Linked DNA regions of Homo sapiens: region 2 is linked to region 1. Evidence: read pairs that join two places in POLR2A ChIA-PET (ENCODE). Cell type or tissue: PC-9. All regions are shown on one strand. Links, peaks and the distances in the headings refer to the core of each region. The heading gives the core; the rest is flanking DNA. Region 1 holds the start of LOC124903906 (a long non-coding RNA gene). Region 2 overlaps ZNF594 (zinc finger protein 594).

What was found. ChIA-PET counts read pairs that join two places held together with the same protein. Peaks named below come from ENCODE experiments on the same cell type or tissue, not always from the same donor. Only the 100,000 strongest peaks of a DNase experiment are listed, where the experiment ranks them.
Region 2: POLR2A ChIA-PET joins it to region 1 with 5 read pairs; 1 of 35 experiments calls an interaction of 5 or more read pairs at or near these places.

Annotation. Positions count from the first base shown.
Region 1 is chr17:6,936,168-6,948,611 of GRCh38, forward strand. It overlaps LOC124903906 (a long non-coding RNA gene), which reads left to right and starts at 5,467. Exons shown (of 2, transcript XR_007065595.1): 1 at 5,467-12,444. In PC-9, for the core only: no CTCF peak of the experiment used is centred there; no DNase peak of the experiment used is centred there; H3K4me3 peaks cover 1,373 bases.
Region 2 is chr17:5,174,433-5,186,876 of GRCh38, forward strand. It overlaps ZNF594 (zinc finger protein 594), which reads right to left. Exons shown (of 2, transcript NM_032530.2): 2 at 5,103-9,844. The coding sequence starts at 9,824. The coding sequence ends at 7,401. USP6 (ubiquitin specific peptidase 6) reads left to right here. Exons shown (of 38, transcript NM_001304284.2): 38 at 1-559. Among named protein-coding and RNA genes, the nearest start is that of ZNF594, 11 kb to the right of the region's middle. In PC-9, for the core only: no CTCF peak of the experiment used is centred there; no DNase peak of the experiment used is centred there; H3K4me3 peaks cover 1,696 bases.

The sequences.
Region 1 (12,444 bases), core at 2,786-10,785:
TCAGGCAAGACATGCTATGGCTAGTATGAGCAAACAAGCCAGACATCAATAGAAATGACCTGTTTTGAAGATGGCATGGTATTAACACAGGGATTGACAAGTAGAACAATTGGAATAGAAGAATGGACAGCCCAGAAACAGGCATATATGGACACTTCATTTTTGACAGAGGTGGTGTTACCAGCTGAGGGTAGTTGTCCAGGTTCTTGGCGTTTTGAACAAAGAACTGGACAAAATGGACAAAGCAAGGCAGCAAGAGCAGAGATTTGTTTTAAATGAAAGTACACTCCACAGGGTGGGGGTGGCTCATGCAAGCAGCTCAAGATTCTTGGTTACAGAATTTTCTGGGGTTTCAATTCCCTCTAGGAGTTTCCCATTGTCCCCCGACCAGTCTGATTGGTTGCAGGAGGGGACCAATCAGAGGTACTTTCATTTTTCAACCGCCAGGCAGAAAAAGGAGGGGCAGCAACTGTCGCGCAGAAAAAGGGGGTGTTGAAGAGTAGCCTCTGATATCCAGTGAGCATGAACCGGCCTTAGGTTTCCTGCCTCCAGACCCTATTCTCCTGCCTCATTTCCCCCCCTGAGAGACAGGATCCCCGTAAGTCTTTATGTGAGACAGAGGGACTGATGGTCTTTTTTCTGTAACTGCGTCACACTGACTTGACTGACAGTCCCTGCCTATTGGAATCACAGAACTCTCACCCTGCTCTGTCTAGTGGAGACAGGGTAGTTTCTTGATGGCCAGGGGTGGTGAATTCATTTGGAACTGGCTGGAAACCTTACTGCACAATCATCTCCAGGCAAGAGGAAATGAATGGTTAAAAGATTTCATGGGAACTTCAGGAGGTGGACACCTATGCTGTCAGGAATGTTTGTTATAGAAATGAATTAAAAGATTCTACTTAATTACTATGAAGGAAGTGATTCCAACTGTTTGAAAGAAGGTAATTAATCTGCAAAAAAAAAAAAAAAAAAAAAAACATGGCTACTATTATCCAGCCTACAGTAACTATGCAACAAAAACACCAAGGAACGTTGGTAGGCATTTCTCTTTTGGCTGTCTTCTAAACAGGTACTTCAGGGCTGCCACAGGTTCACAGGTGCAGTGGCTGATGGGAACTTCAGGTTCCAGGTCCGGGGCTTCAGGTATCACAGACTTGATCCTTGAAAGGTGTATCCAACTATCTAATCCCAGTACTTTGACCGCAGAAGGCGTGGCCAGTATCACTGAAAACGGTGCCTTCCATTGGGGTTGTAATTGTTGAGGAGGTGACCCCTCCGTCCATGCTTTAACAAGCACCTTATCTGCTGGCCTGATTTGAGGTGGCTGGTTAGCTTCCAGTACCGGAAGCCTTTGAGTTCCAAACTTCTGTATAAACCTGCTGACATTGTCCTAGGTTAACTAGGTATTTTACTAAACCAGCTGTTTCTGAATCAGTAATTACATCATCAGTTAAGAATAGCCTTCTGTAATCCCAGCACTTTGGGAGGCCAAGGCGGGCAGATCACCTGAGGTTAGGAGTTCAAGACCAGCCTGACCAACGTGGAGAAACCCCATCTCTACTAAAAATACAAAATTAGCCGGGCATGGTGGTTCATGCCTGTAATTCCAGCTACTCGGGAGGCCGAGGCAGGAGAATCGCTTGAACCCGGAAGGCAGAGGTTGCAGTGAGCCAAGATCAAGGCATTGTACTCCAGCCTGGGCAACAAGAGCGAAAATTCCATGTCCAAAAAAACAAGGCCGGGCACAGTGGCTCAGGCCTGTAATCCCAGCACTTTGGGAGGCCGAGGCGGGCAGATCACAAGGTCAGGAGATCGAGACCATCCTGGCTAACACGGTGAAACCCCGTCTCTACTAAAAATACAAAATATTAGCTGGGCGTGCTGGCGGGCGCCTGTAGTCCCAGCTACTCGGGAGGCTGAGGCAGGAGAATGGCGTGAACCCGGGAGGCGGAGCTTGCAGTGAGCCAAGATCGTGCCACTGCACTCCAGCCTAGGCGATAGAGAGAGACTCCGTCTCAAAAAAAAAAAAAAAAACACACACACACACACATAAAAACAAACTAATAGCCTTCGTATAGGCTTATATTAAATTTTGCTCTAGGGGTATTACAGATTTTTAAGAGAGCTATGGGCAGTAAGCTGACCCAAGCTTCTGATGTTTCCTGATCGAACTTAGCTAACGATCCTTTTAGAGGTTGATTAGCCCTTTCTACTTTCCCAGAGGATTGAGGCCTCCATGCTGAATGTAAATAGTATTTGATTCTGAGAGCCTTAGCAACTACTTGAGTTATCTGGGAGATAAAGTATGGGCCGTTATCACTTTGGAGACGCTGAAGTAACCCAAACTGGGGGATTATTTCTTTTAAGAGAACCTTATAACCACAGTAGCCTTCTCTGATCTGGTAGGATAAGCTTCGACCCAACCAGTAAAGATATCTATTAGCACTAACAAAAACTTATAACCTCTGCCAGCTGGCATATGTGTGAAGTCTAATCGCCCATCTTTTCCTGGGTATGTTCTATCAGCGTCCTCTAATACAACTCCCCTCTGGACTGGTTCTATTACAGGAGGCATTCTGTTTCCTGGGCTGTTCAGTGCACACAGTGAGCAGGTTTGACAGACATGCTTAACCACAGAAGCTAAGTTAGGCTCAATGAAGAGCCTGTTAACCACGGCCAGGGTGGCTTCTCTCCCCATATGCAAAGAGTCATGCAGAGTTTTTCTAATTCTCCATCAGGCTGCTTGAGGGAGATGTGGTTTTGATGCCATGTACCACCAGCATCCTGGGTTTTGTCCCCCTTGCTCCTTTATTAACTGTTCTTCCTGTGGTGTGTATTCAGGCTCCATTGGGGAATCACAGAAAAGAAGTAGAGCTGGAATCTGTTGGGATTGCACCCTGAGAACTACAGCTTTCGCTTCTCTATCAGCCTTTCTGTTTCCTTGTGCTATAAGGGTTAAGGCCCTTTGATGCTCCCTGCAATGAATTACAGCTACAGCCTTTGGCAGGTGTATTGCTTCCAAAAGCTGCAGAATTTCAGGCCTATGCTTTACAGGGGAGTGTTTGCTAGTTAGCAGCCCTCTTCCTTTCCAGATTGTAGCATGAGCATGGCAAGGGTTACCTGGTCCGGTGGAACCTCCCTTACTTCATCATCACTTACTGCCTTAGTTATTCCCTTTCTCATTCCTCCAAGGAGAGCCTCAAGAAATTTAGCCCAGTTTTTCGTTCCCACGAGAGCATTAGAGTCTCAATTAGGATCAGTTGTGGGGACTGTGTCTGGGCCCAGGTGATTGCCCTGAGGGTTTTGGGCAAATAAATCGTCTGCTTCCCAGTGGGCAGCCTCAAAAGATTCATTCCTTTTCAAAGGGGGTGCAAGAGGTTGCTAGAATGAATTGAACATTTCTCTGTGAGAGATCGAAGGCTGAGGTCAAAGTTTGGAACCCATCTGCTAATTTCCTGGGATTCTTAGAAGAGCTTCCTAGCTTTCCCTGACACCGTTGTATATCAGTTATAGAGAAGGTGGCCTGCACTAGGACTGGCCCCTCGGCTCCTGCTACTTCCTGAAGGGGTAGCAGGGCTGGAGGGAGAGTGGAATGTAGTGTCCCCTCCGAGCGTGAGGGGGACCTAGTAGGGTGTCCAGGGTTTGGGTTTTAGCCTCAGGAGCACTTGGCAAGGGGCTACGTGGGGGCGGTTATGTTCACCCTGAGAGACAGGTGGCCCTTATAAAAGGGGGTCATCTATACTATCTAGTCCTGTCTTTGGACTTTCTTTGCGGAGATGATTAGGTTTTGGCGTAGGGCCGTGAAGGCCTGTACATATGGTATTTCTGACCATTTGCCCTGCCAGGAAACAGCTGCTGCAAGACTGAAAAGAAAAGGACTCAGGTCCCTCACCCAAACCGGGTGGTGGTGATCAGGCGCTTCCACACGGAACCCTTTCAGTTTCCCTGGAGAGTGGCCCCAACCACAAACCTGCGGTTGCCTCCATGCCTAGGCACTGTCCACCGAGAGTCCCGAGTTGGAAAGGAAAAGAGAGAGAAAGAGGACAAAAAGGAAAATAAATCCCAAACGTTGGGCTTACCTCCTGGCTGGCTCACCAAAATACGTTACCAGCTGAAGGGTAGTTGGCCAGGTTCTTGGCGTTTTGAACTGAGAATTGGACAAAACACACAAAGCAAGGCAGGGAAAGCAGAGATTTACTCCAACAGAGGACAGTGGGCTCAAGCAAGCAGCTCCAAAGCCTGTTACTGAATTTTCTGAGGTTTAAATACCCTCTAGAGGGTTCCCATTGGCCCCCGACCAGTCTGATTGGTTGCAGGAGGGGACCAATCAGAGGTACTTTCATTTTTCAACTGCCTCGCAGAAAAAAGGAGGGGTTGAAAAGGGATGAATCGGGCTTGGGTTCCGAACCTAAGCCCAATTCAACCCCTCCTTTCCCTCATAAGCAGCATGAATCAGCCTTAGCTTCCCTGCCTCCAGACCCTATTCTCCTGCCTCAGTGGTAGTGTAGATCAGGCGAGGAAGTAGAAATTCTAATAGACAGTGGTGGGACAGGGAAGTGTCCATATGGAAAAAAATGGACCTTTATATCATACGTAAATAAATTTCAAGTAGATTAAAGGTCTAAACATAAAAGGCAAAATTAAGCAATGCATATAGAAGTGTAAAACTATAAACATTTGCAAGGAAGTGATTGTCACACGTTTGGAGAGTGGTTACTTCCGGGAAGAGGAAGAGGTTTGTTGCAGGTAGGGGATGGAGTGGGGAAAGGGACTCTGTCCATATTCTAACTCTTGGACTGGGTTGTAGCTATCTGGGTACTTTTTAATTTGCTTTAAATTATTTTTTAAATTGTATATAAATATGGTGGCCTTTTGTGTATTCTATACAGTCCACACTAAAAATGGTTAAGAAAAAAAGCATGACGTATTTAAAGATAACCACCACCGTAAGTCAAATCACTGAGTAACTTAAAGCTCACAAGTAATATTTAAGAGTACCCAGAAACTTGTTCTCCTCCTAGAAAATATATACAGTCAAAAAAAACAAGAGCCCTCAAAAGTGTTAGTCCAAACTGCACCATTATGTAAGTCTCCCGCCATTTCACAGACCTTGGTCAAAGTGGAACATTCCACGGGGGTTCGGACCGTGAGAAACAGCCTGCCTCTTATCTTATTCTGCTAGGAGAAAATGCAAGGAACACCACACTCCACCAGAACAAGGGCCAAACCGCCTGATCAAAGGAACATCTTATCAATATCCTATCAGGCAGCAAGCCATACTGCCCAGGCCCCTCCCGCCCATACCTATAAATACCCCAGCCTGTAAGCAGTGGGCACTGACACTAAGCTGGTCCCCCACCTCTATAAGTTTATCCTGGACATAAATGCCTGCATTTGCTGTTGAGCCATTTTCTCTCTCTCTCTCTCTCTCTCTCTCTCTCTCTCACTCTCTCTCTCTTTTTTTTTTTTTTTTTTTTTTTTTGAGATGTAGTTTCCCTCTTATTGCCCAGGCTGGAGTGCAGTGGCACAATCTCAGCTCACCACAACCTCCGTTTCCCCGGTTCAAGCGATTCTCCTGCCTCAGCCTCCTGAGTAGCTGGGATTACAGGCAGGCGCCACAATGCCCGGCTAATTTTGTATTTTTAGTAGAAATGGAGTCTCTCCATGTTGATCAGGCTGGTCTCGAACTCCCCACCTCAGGTGATCCGCCCGCCTTGGCCTCCCAAAGTGCTGGGATTACAGGCGTGAGCCACTGTGCCCAGCCAAGTTGTTATTATCTAAGGACCTGAAATCAATAGAAAGGAATTGTCTGGGTTAAGATAAGGGGTTGTGGAGACCAAGATTCTGAGGTGGGAGGCAGGACTTGACTCCAGAGGTGGGGCTAGGACACTAGACCAGTTGAAGGCTAGCTAAAAACAGGTCGGGGTGCGGGGTGGGGTGGGGGGCAGAAGCACCTTCTCATAAGACACACCCACCAGTGTGCCAAGTCAGTTGACCATTGCCATGGCAACACCTGGAGGTTACTGCCCCTTTCCATGGCAACGACCTGACAACTGGGAAGCTATCACCCTCATTCTAGAAATTTCTGCATAACTCCTTTAATTTGCATATAATTAGAAGTGGGTATGAGTGCAGACCTGCCTCTGAGCTGCTACTCTGGGCACACTGCCTATGCGGTAACCCTGGTCTGCAAGGAGGAGGACCTCCGCTGCTGCTGGTACACTGGTGCTTCAATACCAACCTGGCCAACATGGTGAAACCTCGTCTCTACTAAAAGTACAAAAATTAGCCAGGCATGGTGTGTGCCTGTAATCCCAGCTAATCAGGAGGCTGCGGCAGGAGAATCACTTGAACCCGGGAGGCGGAGGTTGCAGTGAGCCCAGATAGTGCCATTGCACTCCAGCCTGGGTGACAAAGTGAGGCTCTGTCTCAAAAAAATAAATAAATAAAAAAGATAACATAACTCTTTCAACCAATTTCCAGTCAGAAAATCTTTCAATCCACCTATGACCTGGAAGCTGCTGCCTTGAGTTGTCCCACCTTTTCAGGCTGAATTGACGCACACCTGACACGTATTGATTGGTATCTGTGTAACTTCTGTCACCCTAAAACGTATAAAATCAAGCTGTGGCCCGAGCACCTTGGGCCCATGTTCACAGGACCTCCTGGGGCTGTGTCGTGGGCCTTGGTCACTCATTTCACTCAGAATAAACCTTTTTAACTATGTTACACTTTAGCCCTTTTTGTCGACAGCCTCCTGTCACTTTCCCTTGAGAAGACGCTGTTTTCGAGAATACTCCCAGTACCTGCCTTTCTTGTGCCAACTAAGAACACTCCTATTCATCATAACCTGCATTCTCACGGAGGGTCGCTTGTTACTCACCAGGCAAACAAACCCTGGCTTTCCAGGTAACAGTCGGCCCTCTGTATCCACAGATTCCACCTCTGCCATTATAGAGGGCTAAGTATATGTAAAACCTGTCATTTAGAGCCATGTGATTTAAAGAAAAATATCTCACTCATGGATTTGATGGGTACTGATATGCACTTGGCTATAAGCTATTGGTGTATCCACAAGCTCATTGGAACAGAAACCCAACTATTACAACAGACCCTGAAATTTTGTGAGCTCTCAAAAATTTCTGCTCAAAAAATAGATTCTCACTTTCTGCTTAATTTTTCCGTAAATCTAAAATTTCTCTTAAAATGAAGTCTATTAATTGAAAAAATATATACTCTGGAAATGGGCAATGTTGTCTTTAAGAAAAACTTGTAGTCGGTGTGTTTGTTGTTAAGCAGTTACAAAATTTAAGTTATAGCATTTCTGATTTCGATTCTTAGAAACAAAACTAGATTTGTTTTGCTTTAGAAAGAATGTAAGGAAAGCTAATTTGTGAAGTAAGTACTTCCTAAAATGAAGATGAATTCCTGTTTAGATAAACCAGGAGAGGAAGTTAAACTGAGTGAGTGTGGGAAGAAAAAAAAAAAGATTCCTTTGAGAGATGCGCCTTTTGAGCATAATTGAAAGTGACTGAGATGTACAATAACGAGGGAACCAGGCAATAATTCATTAATGGAGCAGCAGCATTACTCTAAACAAATATTTGCTTTTACATAATTAACCAAACTAAAATGATCTGAATGGAAAAGTAGTTTACAGTAACCAAAACAGCATGGTACTGGTACCAAAACAGAGATATAGATCAATGGAACAGAACAGAGCCCTCAGAAATAACGCCGCATATCTACAACTATCTGATCTTTGACAAACCTGAGAAAAACAAGCAATGGGGAAAGGATTCCCTATTTAATAAATGGTGCTGGGAAAACTGGCTAGCCATATGTAGAAAGCTGAAACTGGATCCCTTCCTTACACCTCATACAAAAATCAATTCAAGATGGATTAAAGACTTAAACGTTAGACTTAAAACCATAAAAACCCTAGAAGAAAACCTAGGCAATACCATTCAGGACATAGGCATGGGCAAGGACTTCATGTCTAAAACACCAAAAGCAATGGCAACAAAAGACAAAATTGACAAATGGGATCTAATTAAATTAAAGAGCTTCTGTACAGCAAAAGAAACTACCATCAGAGTGATGAACAGGCAACCTACAAAATGGGAGAAAATTTTCGCAACCTACTCATCTGACAAAGGGCTAATATCCAGAATCTACAATGAACTCAAACAAATTTACAAAAAAAAAACAAACAACCCCATCAAAAAGTGGGCAAAGGACATGAACAGACACTTCTCAAAAGAAGACATTTATGCAGCCAAAAAACACATGAAAAAATGCTCATCATCACTGGCCATCAGAGAAATGCAAATCAAAACCACAATGAGATACCATCTCACACCAGTTAGAATGGCAATCATTAAAAAGTCAGGAAACAACAGGTGCTGGAGAGAATGTGGAGAAATAGGAACACTTTTACACTGTTGGTGGGACTGTAAACTAGTTCAACCATTGTGGAAGTCAGTGTGGCGATTCCTCAGAGATCTAGAACTAGAAATACCATTCGACCCAGCCATCCCATTACTGGGTATATACCCAAAGGACTGTAAATCATGCTGCTATAAAGACACATGCACACGTACGTTTATTGCGGCACTATTCACAATAGCAAAGACTTGGAACCAACCCAAATGTCCAACAATGATAGACTGGATTAAGAAAATGTGGCACATATACACCATGGAATACTATGCAGCCATAAAAAATGATGAGTTCATGTCCTTTGTAGGGACATGGATGAAATTGGAAATCATCATTCTCAGTAAACTATCACAAGAACAAAAAACCAAACACCACATATTCTCGCTCATAGGTGGGAACTGAACAATGAGATCACATGGACACAGGAAGGGGAACATCACACTCTGGGGACTGTTGTGGGGTGGGGGGAGGGGGGAGGGATAGCACTGGGAGATATACCTAATGCTAGATGACGAGTTAGTGGGTGCAGCGCACCAGCATGGCACATGTATACATATGTAACTAACCTGCACAATGTGCACAGGTACCCTAAAACTTAAAGGATAATAATAAAAGAAAAAAAAAAAGAAAAGTAGTTTGGAGTATTAACTATGTACATGATTACTCTCAAGCAGATTACAGGCATAAATGGCGGTTGTATTTCACATAACTGCACATCAATAGCTTTCAAAAGAATCTCAACCCTCCACTGACCACAGTTCAGACAGATTTTCCATTTAGATGCCTGTTTGATGCCTCAAGGCCTTAGACATTGCCAGAAATGACAAATGACAGTTGTCCTGGATATTTCTAGGAACACCAGCTATTATGCTCAGAATGTTATAATAACTCTTCTATTTATTACCTACAGCTAAAAATCTAATGATGGTTATTTTATAGTGTCTCTGGAAATTGGAAAGGTAATCATGACCTCGAACTTCTACAAACAGAGTGGGGGGAGACTTAAAAGAAAAGGGCTTGAATTATATAATTAATAAATATCAATTTTTAAGCATAAAAGCCATTGGGTTTTTTATTATTTTGGTAGTGTTAGGTACATAGCTATAAGAAGGTATCCCAAGCCCGTTTTCTCCTCCCAGTCCTGTGTCCTAAAGTTTTCCTGATGTGTCAATAGAGTGTCACTATAGCCCTGTGAATTAGTAGATATCGCTCTAATGAGATATTTACGCAGGATGAAGTTGGGAGAAAGTAAAGGAATGCCTAAGCCAGAGATCTCTGCCAAGATTCACACCAGCACCTTTCAAAACTTTGCAGCCTATGAAGAGCCAAATATTGCATAATCCAGATCATGTTTTCCAATATTGTCAATGGAAAATCCTAAAGTAAGAGATTCTCAGAATCAGAGATACTACTTCAACCCAGATTCTTGTCTCAGTGCAGGTCGTAAAGACAAACAGGCTTGACTCTGACTTGGTACTTTCTTCTAAGTTCCTAAGCTATAACATAAATATGCAATACTAGAAGGTCATAATTATTCACAATAAAATGTCAATGCATTTATTTATTAATATGCTTCATTTCAGACAGAATTAACAATCTTATTCTTCTAACATATAGCACTTAGTGAGCCCAATGAATAAACTCTTGAGAGAACCTTAATCAGACTCTGACTAAATACATGTTTTGGCAGATGTCTTAGTCCATTTTCTGCTGCTATAATGGACTGTCACCAACTTGGTAATTTATAAAGAATAGCAGTGGCTGCTGGGTGCAGTGGCTCATGCCTGTAATCCCAGCACTTTGGGAGGCCGAGGTGGGTGGATCACGAGGTCAGGAGATCAAGACTATCCTGTCTAACATGGTGAAACCCCATCTCTACTAAAAGTACAAAAAATTAGCCGGGCATGGTGGCGGGTGCCTGTAGTCCCAGCTACCGGGAGGCTGAGGCAGGAGAATGGCGTGAACCCAGGAGGTGGAGCTTGCAGTGAGCCCAGATCATGCCACTGTGCTCCATCCTGGGCAACAGTGCAAGACTCCATCTCAAAATATATAAATAAATTTAATTTAATTTAAAAAGAATAGCAATTTATTTGACTCACAGTTCTGGAGGCTAGAAAGCCTAAGAACATGGTGTCAGAATCTGGCAAGGACCTTCTTGCTGCATCAACCCATGGCAGAAGGGCAAGCAAGCACACAAAACAGAGACAGAAAATGGAGACCTAACTCCCACGACAGCTAAGCCACTCCCATGATAACGTCAATCTATTCACAAGGGCCAAGCCCTCATGACCTAATTACCCTTTAAAGGTCCCATCTCTTAATACTATCATGATGGCAATTAAATTTCAATAAGGGTTTTGGAGGAGACATTCAAACCATAGCAGCAGGTATGAGCAGGTTTAAGTCAGAAGTCCATTGCTAGCTATGACTTACTGACGGGAGCCATTGAAACAGTTAAACACCTAGGAAACTACCTTCTTTTGACTCTTCAAGACATTTTGTACCAGATTATATTGGATTATACGTAGGGTGGAAGCAGGTTTTCGCATGCCCTCACTTACAGTACATATTTCCTATGTTAGGCTCTTCTGTGAAAACTTCTTGTTAATTTTTCAAATCTGATACTTACTGAGTACCTCTACATTTTTGCACTTCTCATTTCCAGTAATCCATTTTATCTCTGATTATTTCTGTTTGTCTTGGTTACTGCAGTTTTATTGTAACCTTGCAGTCTATTTGATCTTTTCACTAATATTTCCTAGTCTTTTTTACTCATTTTCTATGAATTCTAACTCATGCTTCAGCTACTTTGGTACCCCTTTAAATTCTTCAGTTTCTAATGAGCTTTCCAAAATTCCTAAGGATAGCTAAGTAATTAAACGTTGAAAAAAGTGCCTTTAATTGTTATAAACAATCACTGTTATGTCACCTATTAAATGTAAACATTTCCATAAGTACCAGTGTAGTTTTTTCTTGATCACTGGAGACTTGCCCATTTGTGAGCTAGAGTGATCACGTGAAAACCTCAACAACTAAACCATTTCCCATTTTACGATTTTGTTTTTTGTGAAATTTTTTTAAATTATTAGATTATAAACTATATCAGACATACCAAAAAGTATAAGCATTTTATATGAAGAAATTTCATAAGAGTAGTCTCTTGTTACTCTTTTTATCATCTTACACTGAATGACCTTCTTATTTTTTCTATTTAAAAGGTTTGGGAGCCAAATGCTTTTGTGGGGGTATTAAATAAAATGTATCGGAGGCCATTGGTTTTGACTGAGCTCCTATACTAAGTCCAACAGACCAAACCAAAATGGAGTCACTCATGCTACAGGCCCACATCATCAAGACAAAACTAAGTTGTTTATCTGACCTTCCAAGAAATCAGGAGAGTGAGACATAATAGCCAAATCCCCAAACAACCCAATTTTAGCTGGTATAATAAGGAAGTCCACTCTGCTTTAATCTTTACGAGGAAAGTAACTCTGAAACAACCAGTCTACCTTTTATTTTCTATTTCTGCTTTCCTCAGCCATTTTCTGCCTACCACCACCTCTGCTCAGCAACTCAGAGCACTCATTCTATTTTGTAGGATGAGGTGTTACCTTACTCTAGAATGGCAAATAAAAACCAATTAAGGTCTCTAAATTTGTTGTAATTTTGTCTTTTGTCTTTTGATGGGGGTTAGCCACTTTTGTATCCTCTGATAATATTTTATTGTATACAACTTGTACACCTGTACACCATTCTCCTTCATTTGTTTACAAATATGGCAATTTTTTCTTCATGTCAAAAGTATCTACATCCATTGTAAAAAAAAATTTAGGTAATTTGGATGAACAGAAAAGAAGAAAAATAATATAAAAACCATACAAAATTCTACCACCTTGAGATGTTTCTTTTTTGTATATTTCCTTTTGTGTAACCAGGGAGGAGGCCTACACTGCTTATTTCTCCTTATAAAGGAATTTCCACTCATATAACTCCTGTTGC
Region 2 (12,444 bases), core at 2,065-10,064, 1.8 Mb before region 1:
ATCTAGTTCTCAGAGCATTTGGAAAGGTTATCTTAAATGGCTACCTAAATTGAAATCCTTTTCAGAAAAAATATAATTGCAAGTAGGTAGGAGTGGCCTAAATTGTCTAATGTAATAAAGTCAGACAAAATGCACACTTTATAGTTTCAAGATTTTCAGTAAATAAAATCTGTCCATTCCTACCTGGACATGTCCCATTAAAAAGTGGAAGATTTTAAATAATTTCTTTACAGATGTTTTATTTAAACAGGTAGCACAATCTACTAATGTTGTGTGATTTGTGTTATACTGGTTGTAATTAATTTTTTTAATTCATGAACTAGCGGAAAATTTATTAAATTAACTATTAACTACATTCACCTTGTAAATTACTGTATAAAACTTGTTGACAATGCACTGACTTTAGAAAGATGTTAATGTACATAAATAGAGTGTAAATAAAATAGTGTTGATGTACTGAAATATGAACTGTATCAAAAGTATTGGTAATTGTATATGGGGTGTACCTGTTTATCTGTTAACTATTATCCAAACAAATTAAATACTGTGGTTGCCTCTATGTGCTGTTTTTCCTCATACAAGTAAACACAGAAAGTCAAATTCTTCAGCCTCCCTCTCTGTGATCCTGTTTTAATTCTCCTACTTGAATAATTTCTTTCTGACTTGTATACAGAGGGGATGCTTCATCTCTGAGGTTGGAAACTCTGTAGAGCAGGATTCCCCAACTCCTGGGCTACAGACCAGTACTGTCCATGGCCTGTTAGGAACCGGGCTGCACAGCAGGAGGTGAGTGGCGAGCTGTATTTATAGCCGCTCCCCCTTGCTCCCATTACCGCCTGAGCTCTGCCTCCTGTTAGATCAGCAGCGGCACGCCATTCTCACAGGAGAAAGAACCCTATTGTGAACTGCGCATGCTAGCAATCTAGGTTGTGTGCTCCTTATGAGAATCTAATGCCTGATGATTTGAGGTGGAACAGTTTTATCCTGAAACCATTCCCCCCATCCCCCCAGTCCGTGGAAAAATTGTCTTCCACAACACCCATCCCTGGTGCCAAAAAGGTTGGCAACCACTGATGTAGAGGGTAGAACAAGATCTCTCCAGTGACCAGGTGACTTTAAACATGGCTCACATCCCTTTTAGAAAGTTATGGCAGGGAAGCAAGTAGAGAGCAGGTGGTAAACTGAGGATTGGTGCCTACATTGGTACCTACAGTGGGTCCTACAGTCATTTTTGTGCAGATCAGGAGATGAGGTGAAGAGAAGGAAAGCTTCTCATTTGCATAATGCCTTGAAATGACCCTAGGTTTCTAGCGGGCACCGAGAAACCAGAGATGCCCCTTGTTGTCTGTCTGGGAGATCCAAGGAGACATCTGGCAGTGTTGAGAAGAGATGAAGGTGACAGCTGTAGGTCCTTCACCCTCAGCTTCTATTTGTTCACCTATAAAGTTAAAATACGGAACACTCAGGCTTGTAAGAATTAAATGAAGGACACAAACCCTGGCACAGTTGCTTGGTAAGTGCTCAATCCAACGATATTCAATCCTATTTCACAAAGAGGGATTTTTTGTTTGTTTTGTTGTTTGTTTCTTTACCTCCTTGCTACACCGACGCTAAAAGAGTTTAATAGTACTCTGTTCACATTTTCCAAAAACAAGAATACACATTAAAAATGTATAAAATGGGCCAGGCCCAGTGGCTTACACCTGTAATCCCAGCACTTTGGAAGGCCAAGGCAGGCGGATCACCTAAGGTTGAGAGTTCCAGGCCAGCCTGACCAATATGGAGAAACCCCGTCTCTACTAAAAATACAAAATTAGCCAGGCATGGTGGTGCATGCCTGTAATCCCAGCTACTTGGGAGGCTGAAGCAGGAGAATTGCTTGAACCCGGGAGGCAGAGGTTGCAGTGAGCCGAGATCACGCCATTGCACTCCAGCCTGGGCAACAAGAGCAAAACTCTGTCTCAAAAAAAAAAAAAAAAAAAAAGAATAAAATGAAACATGTTGAATCAGCAGCAGTGGCAGCTTGTTTAAGGAACAAACAAACAGAAAATTAATACGGAAAGTCAAAAAATGAAGCACAACTCTTTTAAGTGCCAGTCTGTTTTTAGGTTTCTTCTTTTTTTTTTTTTAAATAGAGACAGGGTCTCTGTTGCACAAGGATGGAGACACACAAGCCTGGCATGGCTGTAGGTGATACAGGGTGGAGACACTGGGAGGTCAATGCGGCTGCAGACACAGGGTTTGGAAACACCTGATGGAAAATGTGGGCTGTCAGATAAATCCCTGCTTAGAGAGAAATTTACAGCCTTAAAGGAGTATGTTAGAATAGAAAAAAAGATTGACAGTCAATCACATAAACTCCCTTCTCAAGAATTAAAAACGATCAAAATGAAAGAATGAGAAAGTAATAAAGAGCAGACATCAATGAAATAGGAAAAAAAAAGCAACAGAAACAAATCAAGGATAAAAGTTGGTTTATAGGGTTGGGCGCAGAGGCTCACACCTGTAATCCCAGCACTTTGAGAGGCCGAGGCAGGCGGATCACGAGGTCAGGAGATCAAGACCATCCTGGCTAACACAGTGAAACCCCGTCTCTACTAAAAAATACAAAAAATTAGCCAGGCGGGGTGGCGGGTGCCTGTAGTCCCAGCTACTCGGCAGGCTGAGGCAGGAGAATGGCCTGAACCAGGGAGGCGGCGCTTGCAGTGAGCCGAGATCGCACCACTGCACTCCAGCATGGGCAACACAGTGAGTCTCTGTCTCATAAAAAAAAAAAAAAAAGTTGGTTTATAAATATTAATACACTTAAGAAACCACTAGTGAAACCAACTGAGGCAAAGAGGAAAGACACAGAAAACCAATATCCGGAACCAAAACAAAAGCCTGTTCCATAGAGCAGTGTATTAAGACACTAGGAGGGTTCGGTGAAATACTTAGGACTACAAGTTTGACAACAGAGATTCAAATAACATCACATTGAAAAATAAACTTACTAGGCCGGACATGGTGGCTCACGCCTGTAATCCCAGCACTTTGGGAGTTCGAGGCAGGTGGATCGCCTGAGGCCAGGAGTTCGAGACCAGCCTGGCCAACATGCTGAAAACCCGTCTCTACTAAAAAATACAGCCGGGCACTGTGGCTCACACCTGTAATACTAGCACTTTGGGAGGCTGAGGCAGGTGGATCACGAGGTCAGGAGTTCGAGACCAGCCTGGCCAACATAGTGAAACCCCGTGTCTACTAGAAACACAAAAATTAGCCGGGGTGGTGGCACGCACCTGTAACTCCAGCTACTCAGGAGGCTGAGGCTGGAGAATTGCTTGAATCCAGGAGGCGGAAGTTGCAGTGAGCCGAGATTGCGCCACTGCACTCTAGCCTGGGAGACAGAGTGAGACTCTGTCCCCCAAAAAATAAAAATAAAAATAAACTTACTAAAACGGACACAGAAATAACATAAAACAAGAAAACTCCTACATATACCGAAGGATTTGAATTATTAGAAGTCAAACCAGCCAACAAAAATACTGTTCCACAAGGAAAATTCCATACCTAAAGAAATATTCCAAATATTTAAGGAAGAAAACACCTAAATTTCTCAGACTCTTCCAAAGAGAAGAAATATAGGAAATATTTTTCAGTTTTTTTTTTTTGTGAAGCCAGCATTACTTTGACACCACAATCTGAACAGGACCTTAGAAAAAAAAATTATAGGCCCACTCTTTCATTAACAGAAATACAAATATTCTAAAAAAAACCATATCATATGAATTAAACCACATATGGAAATGTAACACATGGATACCAAGTGGGATATACTAAAAAATGCAGGATTGGTTAACATCCAAAAATAGTTCACATAAAATATCCTATTTTCAGAAAAATACGAGAAAAACATATGATTATTTACAGTATATGTAAAAAAAAGCATTTATTCAAATTCAACAATTAGTCATAAATAACTCTTAGCATATGTAAAAGAAGGCAGCTTCCTTAATCTCATTGTTTGTCTAAAATGAAATTATAATAAACTACATAAGGAATACAGGATCACTGAAACCTGTTCCCTGGAATCAGAACCAGACACACCGTGTTCAGGAGGTGTGATGGGGACAATAAAAGAAGAAAATAAAGAAAAATAAAGGTGTAAGAACCAACATTTAAGCAATATAGGTGTTATTATATGTGGCTGACACTAACTACATAAGTATGTAAGTACGTTAAGTATTTAAGTACATAAGTACATAACTACATGTACATAAGTACATGAAAAACCCACCACAATCCAAAAATGATGCCTATGAATATGTGAATTAAACCAGGTAACAAGATACAAAATCAATATATAAAATCAATTAGATTCTTATTTACCAGCAAGAAAGAAATGTGAAATAAAATTACGGTACAATGACCAGACTAAGAAACAACTATCTGCACTAGAAATGACCCCATAAAGGATTAATTTATAGAATACCTTTTTAAATTCTTCAAATCAACATAAGAACACAAATGACCCAACAGAAAAGCCAGCACTGAAAATGAAGACAAAGACGCAAAGGCCAATAAATATTCACAAAACGTCGCTTCACTAACTTATTTCCAGTTCCAGATGACAGGAGGCCCTCAAGGACCCAGAAGGCAGGACCACAGGGAGGTGACAGCGCCAGCAGCAGCAGGGCAGGCCTCTGCCTTGGCCACAGCTCCTGGCGGGCTGCAGGGGCCGGGAAGCCCGAGCAGCCTGGCGCTCCTGGCCCCTGCACACACTTCCCTCCCTCCACCCCGTTCCTCTCTCTCTCTGTGCCTTGGGCCCCCTGGGATGCGCTCACATCCAGACTCACCAGGCCGGAGACGTTGGCAGAATGGAGAAGTGCTGGCTACAGGTGGATGATGCCCACCTGGCTGCCAATGACTTCTGCACCAAGCGAGGCTGGGTCTCTGGAGCTGCACCAGGGGCTGGACAAGCTGACCCTGGCCGGAGCCAACCTGGAGATGCAGCCTGAGAACCTCAAGGAGGACCTGGTCTACCTGAAGAAGATTCAACAATGACTATCTTTCTTCAGCCCCATCTAATTACGGCCCCTGGCACATACTAAACAGTCACTAAGTAATTCTTAAATAACTTTTATTTCAACATTCAGTTAAAAACATTCCATACTGTAACAAAAATTTCAATCTTTCAAAAGTCCAATACCCTTAGTTTGATTCAAGCTCCATCAAAGATGAATTGGTTAGTTTTTAATCTGGAGTTTACAAGTCATAGTTAATATTTCAAAAAGCCTAACATAGACGATATGTTTGCCCACAAAAGGAATAAAAAGACTAATGAAAATGGTAAATTATTTGCTTTGGGCTGGAATTTTAGTACCTAGGTCTGCCTACATGGTGCCAGTCAGAAGCATGATTTGTGTTGTACATGCCTTTATGTAGCAAAATATAATTCTTTAATAAATGCAGTTTGGTAAACATAATCTTTTAAGACACAGGACATAGGGGAGTAAAAAGAAGGCCTTGGTGATTAAAAAGTTGGAAACCACTGAATTAAATTACCTTCAAATCCCTGTAAGTATCCTGTTTATCCTTATAAACATTAGCTCTCACTGTACAGCATTGTAAAGACAAGCAGAAGAGTTAGACTTTTTTTTTTTTTTGAGATGGAGTTTCGCACTTGTTGCCCAGGCTGGAGTGCAGTGGCATGATCTTGGCTCACCGCAACCTCCACCTCCCAGGTTCAAGTGATTCTCCTGCCCTAGCCTCGCAAGTACCTGGGACTACAGGCGTGCCCCACCATGCCTGGCTAATTTTTGTTATTTTTAGTAGAGACGGGGTTTTAGTATGTTGGCTGGGCATAGTAACTCCTCATGATCAACTCGTGACCTCGTGATCTGCCCACCTTGGCTTCCCAAAGTGCTGGATTACAGGTACGAGCCACCGCACCTGGCCTACACTCATTACTTTCACAGGGTTTTTTCCCACATTTAAACTTGTCACTCGACTAGGAAGTCAAGATTGAAATGGCTCTTTCCATGAATAATTTAGTTTTGGGGTTGTTGCCAAAGTGATTTATAATGATTTTAATAATGATAGACATCCCTTAAAACATTCTCAAGTAATTAGACCCCTGGGGCTGGTGCAGTGGCTCATGCCGGTAATCCCAACCCTTTGGGAGGCTGAGGAGGGAGGAGTGCTTGAGCCCAAGAGTTCAAGTCCAGCCTGGGCAACATAGTGAGACCTCATCTCTTTGTATGTTAAAAAATAAATAATTTAAAAAATTGTATCGTTGGGACCATATTCTAGTGTCAGTTCTGAGACAGAAAAAAAAAAGGTGATTATGTCCAAGAGCTTTTGGCTTTTCCACTTGATTATACTTACGTTTGAAAAATCCAGTAGGTATTTTCTCTGCTTTCCCACCTTCCCATGGTTTTTTTCTAATAAAACTCATTTGTAGTGCAATAAGATGTGGTCTCCATCAGACTTTTCCTAGTTTTACTGCATTCATTAGGTTTCTGCTACCTATTAGAATAGGTCCTGTTTGTAGACTCTTACAGTCTTCAAATTCCTTTCCAATGTGAAGTTTCTGGTGCTTAAGAAAAGCTGTCCACCCACTGAAGGCCTTACCACAGTTGCTACATTCAAAGGGTTTCTCTCTGGTATGAATTCTTTGATGACTGACAAGGTGTGAGTTCTGACTGAAGGCCTTCCAACATTCAGGGCATTCATAGGGTTTCTCTCCAGTATGAACACGATGGTGTCTAATAAGATCTGAGCTGCCCCTAAAAGATTTCCCACATTTGTTGCATACATAAGGTTTTTCTCCACTGTGAATTCTATGATGTCTCAGAAGGTCTGAGCTCTGATTGAAAGTTTTCCCACATTCTTTACATTCATATGGTTTCTCTCCTGTATGAGTTACCTGATGTCCGATGAGGTCTGAGCTGCCCTGGAAAGCCCTACCACACTGATTACACCAATAAGCTTTCTCTTCTTGGTGAATTTTCTGCTCTCCCCTAAGCTCCTCATCCTTGCTGAAGGTTTTCTCACGTTCTTCAAGTTTCTCTCCAGCATGCAGTCTCTGATGTTTGAGGAAAGCTGTGTGCCACATGAAGAGTTTCCCACATTCCTTACATTCATAGGGTTTCTCACCACTATGAATTCTCCGACGTTGAATAAGGAGTGAACGCCGCCTGAAGGCTTTTTCACATTCAGTGCACTGATAGGGCTTCTCTCCAGTGTGGATTTTCTGGTGTGTGACAAGGTGGGACCTCTGGCTAAAGACTTTCCCACATTCACTACATTCATGAGGTTTCTCTCCAGTATGAACACGATGGTGTTTAATAAGATCTGAGCTGCTCCTAAAAGATTCCCCACATTTATTGCATACGTAAGGTTTTTCTCCACTGTGAATTCTATGATGTCTCAGAAGGTCTGAGCTCTGATTGAGTTTTCCCACATTCTTTACATTCATATGGTTTCTCTCTTGTATGAGTTACCTGATGTCTGATGAGATCTGAGCTGCCCTGGAAGGTCCTACTACACTGATTACACCAATAAACTTTCTTTTCCTGGTGAGTTCTCTGCTCTTTTCTAAGCTCCTCATCCTTGCTGAAGGTTTTCTCACATTCTTCAAGTTTCTCTCCAGCATGCAGTCTCTGATGTTTGAGGAAAGCCGTGTGCCACATGAAGAGTTTCCCACATTCCTTACATTCATAGGGTTTCTCACCACTATGAAGTCTCCGATGTTGAATAAGGAGGGAACGCCGCCTGAAGGCATTCCCACATTCACTGCACTGATAGGGTTTCTCTCCAGTATGGATTTTCTGGTGTGTAGCAAGGTGTGACCTCTGGCTGAAGGCTTTCCCACATTCACTACATTCATAGGGTTTCTCTCCAGTATGAATACGATGGTGTTTAATAAGATCTGAGCTACCCCTAAAAGATTTCCCACATTTGTTGCATACATAAGGTTTTTCTCCACTGTGAATTCTATGATGTCTCAGAAGGTCTGAGCTCTGATTGAAAGTTTTCCCACATTCTTTGCATTCATATGGTTTCTCTCTTGTATGAGTTACCTGATGTCTGATGAGGTCTGAGCTGCCCTGGAAAGCCCTACCACACTGATTACACCAATAAGCTTTCGCTTCCTGGTGAATTTTCTGCTCTCCCCTAAGCTCCTCATCCTGGCTGAAGGTTTTCTCACATTCAAGTTTCTCTCCAGTATGCAGGCTCTGATGTTTGAGGAAAGCTGTGCGCCAAATGAAGAGCTTCCCACATTCCTTACATTCATAGGGTTTCTCACCACTATGAATTCTCCGATGTTGAATAAGGAGTGAACGCCGCCTGAAGGCTTTCCCACATTCAGTGCACTGATAGGGCTTCTCTCCAGTATGGATTTTCTGGTGTGTAACAAGGTGTGACCTCTGGCTAAAGGCTTTCCCACATTCACTACATTCATAGGGTTTCTCTCCAGTATGAACACGATGGTGTCTAATAAGATCTGAGCTGCCCCTAAAAGATTTCCCACATTTGCTACATACACAAGGTTTTTCTCCACTGTGAATTCTATGATGTCTCAGAAGGTCTGAGCTCTGATTGAAAGTTTTCCCACATTCTTTACATTCATATGGTTTCTCTCCTGTATGAGTTACCTGATGTCTGATGAGGTCTGAGGTGCCCTGGAAATTCCTACCACACTGATTACACCAATAAGCTTTCTCTTCCTGGTGAATTCTCTGCTCTTCCCTAAGCTCCTCATCCTTGCTGAAGGTTTTCTCACATTCTTCAATTTTCTCTCCAGCATGCAATCTCTGATGTTTAAGAAAAGCTGTGCGCCCACTGAAGGTCTTCCCACATCTGTGACATTCATAGGGTTTCTCTCCACTGTGGAGTCTCTGGTGTTCAGTAAGGTGAGAATGCTGCCTGAAGGCTTTTTCACATTCATTACATTTGAGGGGTTTCTCTCCAGTGTGAATTCTCTGATGTGGGACAAGGTGTGAACTTTGACTGAACATCTGTCCACAGTCATAACATTCATAGGGTTTCTCTCCAGTGTGAATTCTGTGATGTATAATAAGATCTGTGCTTTGACTGAAAGCCTTCCCACATTTATTGCATAAATATGGCTTCCCCCTACTGTGGATTCTCTGGTGCAGGACAAGGTTTGAGCTTCCCTTAAAAGCCTTCCCACACTCTTTGCACTCATAGGGATTCCCACCACTGTGAATTTGCTTATGTCTCACCAGATTGGAGCTCTGATTGAAGTCTTTTCCACATTCATGACATATATAAGGTTTCTTTCCTGTATGAATTCTCTGATGTATAATAAGATTTGAACTTTGATTAGAGTCTTTCCCACATTCATTACACACATATGGCTTATTTCCTGTATGAATTCTCTGATGTATGATCAGGTTTGAACTCCTGTTGAAGGTTTTTTCACATTCCTTACATTCATAGGTCTTATTTATATTATGAATTTTCTGATGTTCAGTTAATCCTGACTTCTGTTTGAAGTTTTGGCCACTAACCTCATATCTATGGGAGCTTTCTCCTGCAGAAAGTATTTTTTCTCCTTCATTACATCCATGGCCAATCTCTCCCACAATGGCTTTCTGGGGGATAATATGCATTTCCCTGATACCGCTCTCTTGGGAAGGGAGATGTCTCATTGCATCCTTTAAAGGGCTTACCCAGTGCTTCAATAATCTGTCCTCAGAATTACTGGTTTCAACTAACTCACATTCCTGGGTGATTTGTCTTTGGAGTTTTTCGGATGCAGCCCTTGCTGACTTCTTTTCTTCAGAAATTTCCATCTTTGATTTCCATTCCTTCATCTTATTCCTGTCTTCAGAATCTGAAATGATAAGTAGATCATTCTATAATTCCTAAAATACAAATATCATCTCTTCATTATACTGGGCAGTCTAAGAGGGAGGAACAAAGAACTCAGAAGACCTTTCCCTGCCAAAGCTGAGATGTGGCTTTCACTAGCGACACTGTGGCTAACACAGGAACCTGTGCTACCACATACCCTGTTGGTGAAAAAACCCGCCAGGGTGCAGGCTGGAGCTGGGCTGTGGGAGTGGCCTAAAGGGTGGTGAATTAATTCACTGGGGGAGGAGGGCAATCTGGAGTTGGTCCACAGGAAGTGGCCTGTTGGATGGGGGAGGAACTTGCTGGATGGTGTGGCTGGGCCTGAACTGGTTCACAGGAAGCAACCCACTAGGGTAAATGCCACCAGGCCTCCCACAAGTTGATCTGCTAGCAGCCACATAAGTAAATAATTAAAATAAATAAATAAAAATAGAACAGCACACCGGTACCAGGAAGTTAGTTTCTCTTCCCATGGCCACGCATTGTCCCTCCAGCATCCTCTGTTGACAAAGTCAAATCTTGTACGAACTGGCAAAGGAGAAATGTTTACAGAATCCAGCTTTGTAACAAAAGCAAACAAAGATGGGTGGATCTGGAGTTGAGAGGCAATAAATTAATAACCAGCATACTGCTCTTTCCTCCCTATATATCATGATAGTTAAGCAAATCTGTACTATGCCTCAGAATAAAAACGTTTGGCTGTCATTTCAATAGAAATCAATTCTCTTCTTCTCAGACCTCACATTTTTCTTTCTGATATTCTGATGGAATTGCCTCCTTTTGTGTGGCAATTTGATTTCTTCTGAAATTACAAGATAGATGAGCTTATTGCTTTTGAGGGTCCACGTTATCAAATCCCTGACCTTCCCCAGTGGATTAGTCCGTTTTCATGCTGCTGATAAAGACATACCTGAGACTGGAGAGAAAAAGAGGTTTAGTTGGACTTACAGTTCCACATGGCTGGGAAGGCCTCAGAATCATGGTGGGAGGTGAAAGGCACATCTTACATGGTGGTGGCAAGAGAAAATGAGGAAGATGCAAAAGCAGAAACCCCTGATAAAATCATCAGATCTCATGAGACTTATTCACTACCATGAGAATAGTAGGGGGGAAACTGCCCCCATGATTCAAATTATCTCCCACCATATCCCTCCCACAAAACATGGGATTTATGGGAGTACAATTCAAGATGAGACTTGAGTGGGGACACAGAGCCAAACCATATCATTCTGCCCCTGGCCCCTCCAAATCTTATGTCCTCACATTTCAAAACCAATCATGCCTTCCCAACAGTCCCCCTAAGTCTCATCTCATTTCAGCATTAACCCAAAAGTCCACAGTTCAAAGTCTCAACAGAAACAAGGCAAGTCCCTTCCTCCTATGAGCCTGTAAAATCAAAAGCAAGCTAGTTACTTCCTAGATATAATGGGGGTACAGGTATTGCTGGGTAAATACAGCTGTTCCAAATGGGAGAAATTGGCCAAAACAAAGGGGTTACAGGGCCCATGCAAGTCCGAAATCCAGCAAGGCAATCAAATTTTAAACCTCCAAAATGATCTCCTTTGACTCCAGGTCTCACATCCAGGTCATGCTGATGCAAGAGGTGGGTTCCCATGGTCTTGGGCAACTCCACCCCTGTGGCTTTGTAGGGCACAGCCTCCCTCCTGGCTGCTTTCACGGGCTGGTGTTGAGTGTCTGCAGCTTTTCCAGGCATACGGTGCAAGCTGTAGGTGGATCTACCATTCTGGGGTCTGGAGGTCATTGGCCCTCTTCTCACAGCTCCACTAGAAGGTGCCCGAGTAGGGACTCCATATGGTGGCTTCGACCCCACATTTCCCTTCTGCAGTGCCCTAGCAGAGGTTCTCCATGAGATCCCTGCCCCTGCAGCAAACTTCTGGCTGGGCATCCAAGCGTTTCCATACATCTTCTGAAATCCAGGTGGAAGTTCCCAAACCTCAATTCTTGACTTCTGTGTACCTAAAGACTCAACACCATGTGGAAACTGCCAAGGCTTAGGGCACCCTCTGAAGCCACAGCTTGAGCTCTATCTACATTGGCCCCTTTCAGCCATGGCTAGAGCGGCTGGGATGCAGCGCACCAAGTCCCTAGGCTGGACACAGCATTGGGACCCTGGGCCTGGCCCACAAAACCATTTTCTCCTAGGCCTCCAGGCCTGTGATGGGAGGGGCTGCTGTGAAGACTTCTGACATGCCCTGGAGACATTTTCCCCATTGTCTTGCGGATTAACATTCAGCTTCTTGTTACTTATGCAAATTTCTGCAGCCTGATTGAATTTCTCCTCAGAAAATGGGTTTTTCTTTTCTATCACATTCTCAGGCTGCAAATTTTCTGAACTTTTATGCTCTGCTTCCCTCATAAAACTGAATCCATTTAACAGGACCCAAGTCACACCTTGAATGTTTTGCTGCTTAGAAATTTCTTCCACCAGATACCCTAAATCATCTCTCTCAAGTTCAAAGTTCCACAAATCTCTAGGGCAGTGGCAAAATGCCACCAGTGTCTTTGCTAAAACATAACAAGAGTCACCTCTGCTCCAGTTCCCGACAAGTTCCTCATCTC